2 separate regions of the Homo sapiens genome follow, and region 2 is linked to region 1. Evidence: read pairs that join two places in POLR2A ChIA-PET (ENCODE). Cell type or tissue: Caco-2. All regions are shown on one strand. Links, peaks and the distances in the headings refer to the core of each region. The heading gives the core; the rest is flanking DNA. Region 1 overlaps PPM1B (protein phosphatase, Mg2+/Mn2+ dependent 1B). Region 2 has its middle 33 kb from the start of PPM1B-DT.

The links. Peaks named below come from ENCODE experiments on the same cell type or tissue, not always from the same donor. Only the 100,000 strongest peaks of a DNase experiment are listed, where the experiment ranks them.
Region 2: POLR2A ChIA-PET joins it to region 1 with 6 read pairs; 8 of 35 experiments call an interaction of 5 or more read pairs at or near these places.

What each region holds. Positions count from the first base shown.
Region 1 is chr2:44,227,642-44,230,568 of GRCh38, reverse strand. PPM1B (protein phosphatase, Mg2+/Mn2+ dependent 1B) reads right to left here. Exons shown (of 6, transcript NM_002706.6): 6 at 1-156. Among named protein-coding and RNA genes, the nearest start is that of SLC3A1, 46 kb to the left of the region's middle. In Caco-2, for the core only: no CTCF peak of the experiment used is centred there; no DNase peak of the experiment used is centred there.
Region 2 is chr2:44,134,713-44,137,639 of GRCh38, reverse strand. No RefSeq gene overlaps it. Among named protein-coding and RNA genes, the nearest start is that of PPM1B-DT, 33 kb to the left of the region's middle. RefSeq lists an enhancer at 2,033-2,906. In Caco-2, for the core only: no CTCF peak of the experiment used is centred there; a DNase peak (open chromatin) is centred at 1,209.

The DNA.
Region 1 (2,927 bases), core at 139-2,638:
AGCAGGGCTTTCTTCTCCCTCTACTTTAGCTAGCCTGTAACTAGTCAGCATCTCCTCCAGAAGTTGTCGGTAGTTTCCCCTATGATTAATTCTCATTTGCCTGAGAGCTTCCACCAATTTTCCCTGTGATCCACTTTCCTCTGCTTCATCGGAGGCCTTTTTTTAAGATTCAAGACCCCAGTGTCAGTAGACAAACTAGGATATCACATGTATTTCATAACACATTACAGCAAAATACTAATTTCTCTACCGAAAAGTAATATAGTCTAAGCATGAGAACATTTTATTAAATATCAATTCTTACCTGTATCAATTAATAAAAACTTCCAATAATAATCTCAAGTCATTTTAAGCAAATTACCATTAACTAGTTTATGTCTTATTTCACAGTCATTTAAAGTTTAATCTGAAATTTACTCAGCTTTTATAATTCAACAGCAACACAAGCATTTCCTAAAACTGACTTACTTAAACAATATTTGGCTATATGATTTAGTACAAAAGAAAATCAATGTTTAAAGCAGTAGGAAAAGGACAGAAAAGCAGGCCATCAGAACAGTTTCTTCATCATTTCTGCTAAATAAGTAGGAAATACAAAACATAAAACTATATAGATTTAAACAGATTTTTGAAAGATTTTAGAGTTTTTACGGATAAAAATTGTATTTACTTTTTGCTCTTATTTTGATAAAAACATCTCTAGATAAAAATAAATTAAGTATTCTCAGTATGAATAATAAACTACTCAATCCTTTCATATTTTAGTGAATTTTGGAAAATCTACAGGTTTCTACAATAGTAACTACTTAATACTGTACAGAACAAGCTCTAATCATCCAAGCTGATCACAGTTAAGCCGACAGACTAAAATAAAGATATCTTTACAGTATGTGCCTCTTGATATGATGCATTATAAAGTACAGTCATGTCCTGTATTCGTGCCAAAAAATGTTTAGAATGAATCTAATAATGCTAATTCCCAGTTTACAGGAAAAAAGGGAATAGAGGATCAAGTTAGAGCACACATGAGAAAACAATCATATGAATTCAGAATGCAGGACGTATTGTAAAAAACTGGCTCAGATTCTTCAAAGTCAGTTTCAAGGGGAAAAAAACAGGTGAGGGGCTTGACTGATTAAAGACTTGTTTAATGTGCTTGATTGATAAACTTGATTAGACTGGGATTCAAAATAACAATTACAATAGTCACTCTAGTGACAACTAGGGAAATTTAAACTTGATATTCAATATTATACAATTTATTTTTTTATACACCTACAGTGTACCCACAAAAATTAAAAATAAATTTAAAAAAATGAATTTTCTTAGGTATAATAATGGTATTATGGTTATACAGAAAAATGTCTTCGTTCTTTTTTTTTTTTTGGGATGGAGTTTCACTCTTGTTGCCCAGGCTGGAGGGCAATGGCATGTTCTCGGCTCACCACAACCTCCACCTCGAGGATTTAAGCGATTCTCCTGCCTCAGCCTCCCGAGTAGCTGGGATTACAGGCATGTGACACCATGCCCGGCTAATTTTGTATTTTTAGTAGAGACAGGGTTTCTCCATGTTGGTCAGGCTGGTCTCGAACTCCCAACCTCAGGTGATCTGCCTGCATCGGCCTCCCAAAGTGCTGGGATTACAGGTGTGAGCTACCGTGCCTGGCTGAAAAATATCTTCATTCTTAAGAGCTGCATGCTTAAATGTTTACAGGTAAAATATGATGTCTGCAATTTTCTCTCAAAGGGTTCAGTCAAAGAAAGAAAAAAAACAGTAGATATAAAAAGAAAAATAAAGCAACTATGGCAAAATGTTAACAGTTGTTGAATCTAGAGAGACAATATACAGCTGTTCCAACATATCATATCCCCTTTTTAAATACATTTGGAAGTTTTCATCTTAAAATATTGGGAAAATAAAATACAAAATAGGTTATTGATACAGTTGATGTGACACAAACTCTTAACCATCTTTAGAGACTATTACATATACTTTTGCAACAAAGATAACACTAATAAAGCCATATAATAAATGGCAATGTTTTATTAGAAAAATGAGAGCAGATGAATGTTATTTTTTAAAAAGTTGCCCTCATTGGCCAGGAGCAGTGACTCGTGTATGCAATTTCACCACTTTGGGAGACGGGTAGGAGGATTCCTTGAGGTCAGGAGTTCTAGGCCAGCCTGGGAAACACAATGAGACCCTATCTCTACAAAAAATGTTTAAAAGGAACACGCCCATAGTCCCAACTACTTGGGGAACTGAGGCGAGAGGTTGAGCTAAGTCGAGGAGGTTGAGGCTTCAGTGACCCATGACCATACCAATGAACACCAGTCTGAACGACAGAGTGAGACCCTCTTAAAAAAAAAAAAAAAAAAAAGGGCTTGTTAGGCTGAGGCGGGTGGATCACGAGGTCAGGAATTCAAGACCAGCCTGGCCAAGATGGTGAAACCCTATCTCTACTAAAAATACAAAAAATTAGCAGCACGCAGTGGCAAGTGCCTGCAATCCCAGCTACTCCGGGAGGCTGAGGCAGGAGAATCGCTTGAACTCGGAGGGCGGAGGTTGCAGTGACCCGAGATCGCACCACTGCACTCCAGCCTGGGTGACAAAGTGAGACTCTATCTCAAAAAAAAAAAAAAAAAGAAAAGAAAAAGAAAAAAAAAGTGCTTGTTTTCCTGCCTCAGACGGGGTGGTGGTGGGGATGGGGCGGGGAAGTATCCTCATGGCAAAAAATGGATGATACTGGGCCGGGCACAGTAGCTCATGCCTGTAATCGCAGCACTTTGGGAGGCTGAGATGGGTGGATCACCTGAGGTCAGCAGTTCGAGATCAGCCTGACCAACATGGTGAAACCCCATCTCTACTAAAAATACAAAAATTAGCCAGGTATGGTGTGTGTGCATCAGTAATCTCAGCTACTCGG
Region 2 (2,927 bases), core at 182-2,681, 93 kb after region 1:
TAACACTAGCGCTCAGTGTTAAAAATTAAAATTTAAAAATAAAATGAATTGTAAACACTTTCTTAAGAATAAAAATGTCATTTTGAGAATAATCTAGTTATACAGCAATAATTAATATGAATTCCTTTGTCAGAATTTAAATAACAGCTAACATGTTTTTGAGTGCTTACTGTATGCCAGGCACTGTACCAAGCATATGCTGTTTCACCCAATTTTTACAACCCTACAGAGTGAGCACTATTCATAATTCAGCATTTTAGAGATGAGAAAACTGCGGCTAAGAAGAGCTGATGAGAAAATTTAGACTGGGGACAGTTCAGCGTAACATCTAATTGATTGGCACACAGTTACATTGTTGGTGAATCACAGCGAGAATTTGAAGGCAAGGGTTTTCATTCCAGAGTCCACATTCTTGACCACCATGCTGCAATTATTCTCTATTACTTAGAGAAAACAGAGAGGATTAATGTCATGATTGAAACTACCTGGCATCAATATCACAGCTGCCAGAAAAGCTCAGCTCATCCTGTGTTGAGAGAAATATAATTAAAAACAAAGTCTTCTCCCAACCCAGAAAACCTCTCCGTAAAGGTAGAAGAGAAAGACAATGATTTTATTATCGAAAAAGCATTAAACCAGAATGTGATGCACAATACAGGAAACCTGCTAAAGGGTTTGCAAAGTTAGAAAGGAATTTGACTCTTTTTATAGCTAAGTGGATACAAACTCTCTTAGTCTGTTCTCTGCTGCAGTAATAGAATATCAGAGACTGGATAATTGGAAAGTAAAGACATTTCTTTCTCACAGTTCTGGAGGCCAGAAAACCCAAGAACATGGTACTGGGATCTGGCAAGGGCCTTTGTGCTGCGTTATCTCACCAGGGAAGGTAGAAGGGCAAGCAAGCACGAGAGACAGAGAGGGAATGGGAGCCAAACTTTATCCTTTCATTAGGAACACACTCCTGCAATAACGCATCGATCCACTAACGAAGGAAGGCAGAGCCCACATGATCCAACCACCTCTTAAAGGTCTCTCATCTTAATACTGTCACAATGGCTATTAAGTTTCAACATGAGTTTTGGAGGAAACATTCGAACCATAGCCCAATCCATGCAAACTGTTAGATAGGTTTTGCAATTTGGAATCAGGTGACAATGTAGGCAGGTCCATCATTTCCCACAAAACTAAAAGATGGGAGTGGCATCAGGTGGTGCGTTATCTTCTTAAATGATAACATTTCAAAGCGATGACTCCCAACTCCTTGAGGAAACATTCCTGAGTTGTGAGACTGGCCAGTGGCTTATTTAGCCATTAAAATAATTTACATACTTTTGACAAGGACAGAGAAATAAACTCCAAAAGAAAAGGAAGAAGTGAGAGAAAATACTCTTCCCTTATTTTTCTACCGAAGGAAATTTTGCATTTGCCCTTACATTTCATCTAGCATGAAAGATCAGTCAATATTCTCAGACTTGCATCATACACTATTTTTTCCCTGTATTTATTTATGTCTAATTTTATGTTGCTTTGTAAATTTTTGCAAGTCATTTTCTTGGACTGATATAAACTCTATTTATATAAACTTGTAATTCCTTTGCCAAGAAGAAGGACGTAGAAAATCTTATGAAATGATTACAGCTTTCAGCTCCAAGAACGTAGGAGCAAAATGTGAAGTTGTTGGAGTTCAATCCATTGACAACCAGAGCAGAGTCAGGCAAGAGAAATGGTCTGGGGCCCAAAGACAACACATGAGTCTGCCTTTTGGAAGTTATGAGCAATTCTGTCCCAAAGAATTTGTGAGCAGAGAATATATTTAAGTCTACCTTAGCAGTAGTTCCCAGGCAAGTTAGATAGATAAACCTTTAAATACAGTTTAGAAAATTACCTACTCAACTATTTTTTTTTATACTCAACTCATGTGGCTCAGGACACTACAGCCCAACAAATGTAGAAGACCAGAATATGCCACCCCAAAATATGTCTCTTTAGCATATTGATTATTTTGAGAAACTATAGACATAGTTATCCTTTTGTAAGAGAAATTTACATTTGTAAAGGAAATCTCCATTTGTAAGACTGTCTCCTCTGCACCAGGAAGAAAAGGGTGACTAAATCATGAGAGACTCTTGAACAATGGAGAAGGCATGGATTTAAATCTGCATAATAAATACTACCTTTGTTTAATGTACTTTTCCTGGCCATCTCATTTTTCCCTTCTTTCTTTGTTTCAGAAAAAGGTAATATTTAAGCCTGAAGTTTAAACTTTCTTTGAGATCCACTCTGAAGATTTATTAATTTCTTGGGGTTTGTGCTGCATTCTGCCCCTGGCTCCCACCATGTATCCATGAGGCATGCATGTTAATAAACTTCTGTTTGATTTTCTCTTGGTAATCTGTCTTTTGTTATAGGGACTCCCTGTTAATAATTATGAAAGGTAGAAAGAAAATTATTTTTTCTCCCCTACACAGCTGTAGCTCACACCTGTAATCCCAGCACTTTGGGAGGCTGAGGCAGGAGGATTGCTTGAGGCCAGAAGTTCAAGACTAGCCTGGAACAGAGGGAGATACCACCTCTACAAACAATAAAAACAAAAAAAATTAGCCAAGCATGGTGGTGCTTGCCTGTATTTGCAGGGCTGAGAGAGGAGGATCATTTGAGTTCAGGAGTTCGAGGCTGCAGTGAGGTATGATCACACCACTGCACTCCAGCCTGGGTGACAGAGCAAGGTCCTGTCTGTTTGTTTTGTTTTGTTTGTTAGTTTAAGTCATTTACAAAGCTAACTGATATATAATGAAAGAAGTAAAATTAGGAGGCTGAAGGAAATAAAAATATTTTCCCCCCAAATATATTTTGAAATGGCTGCTGCCAAGCCATCCAACTAAGGTAGCCCTCTGAAACTATTTTTCACTGGGAAAATTTGCATCTCT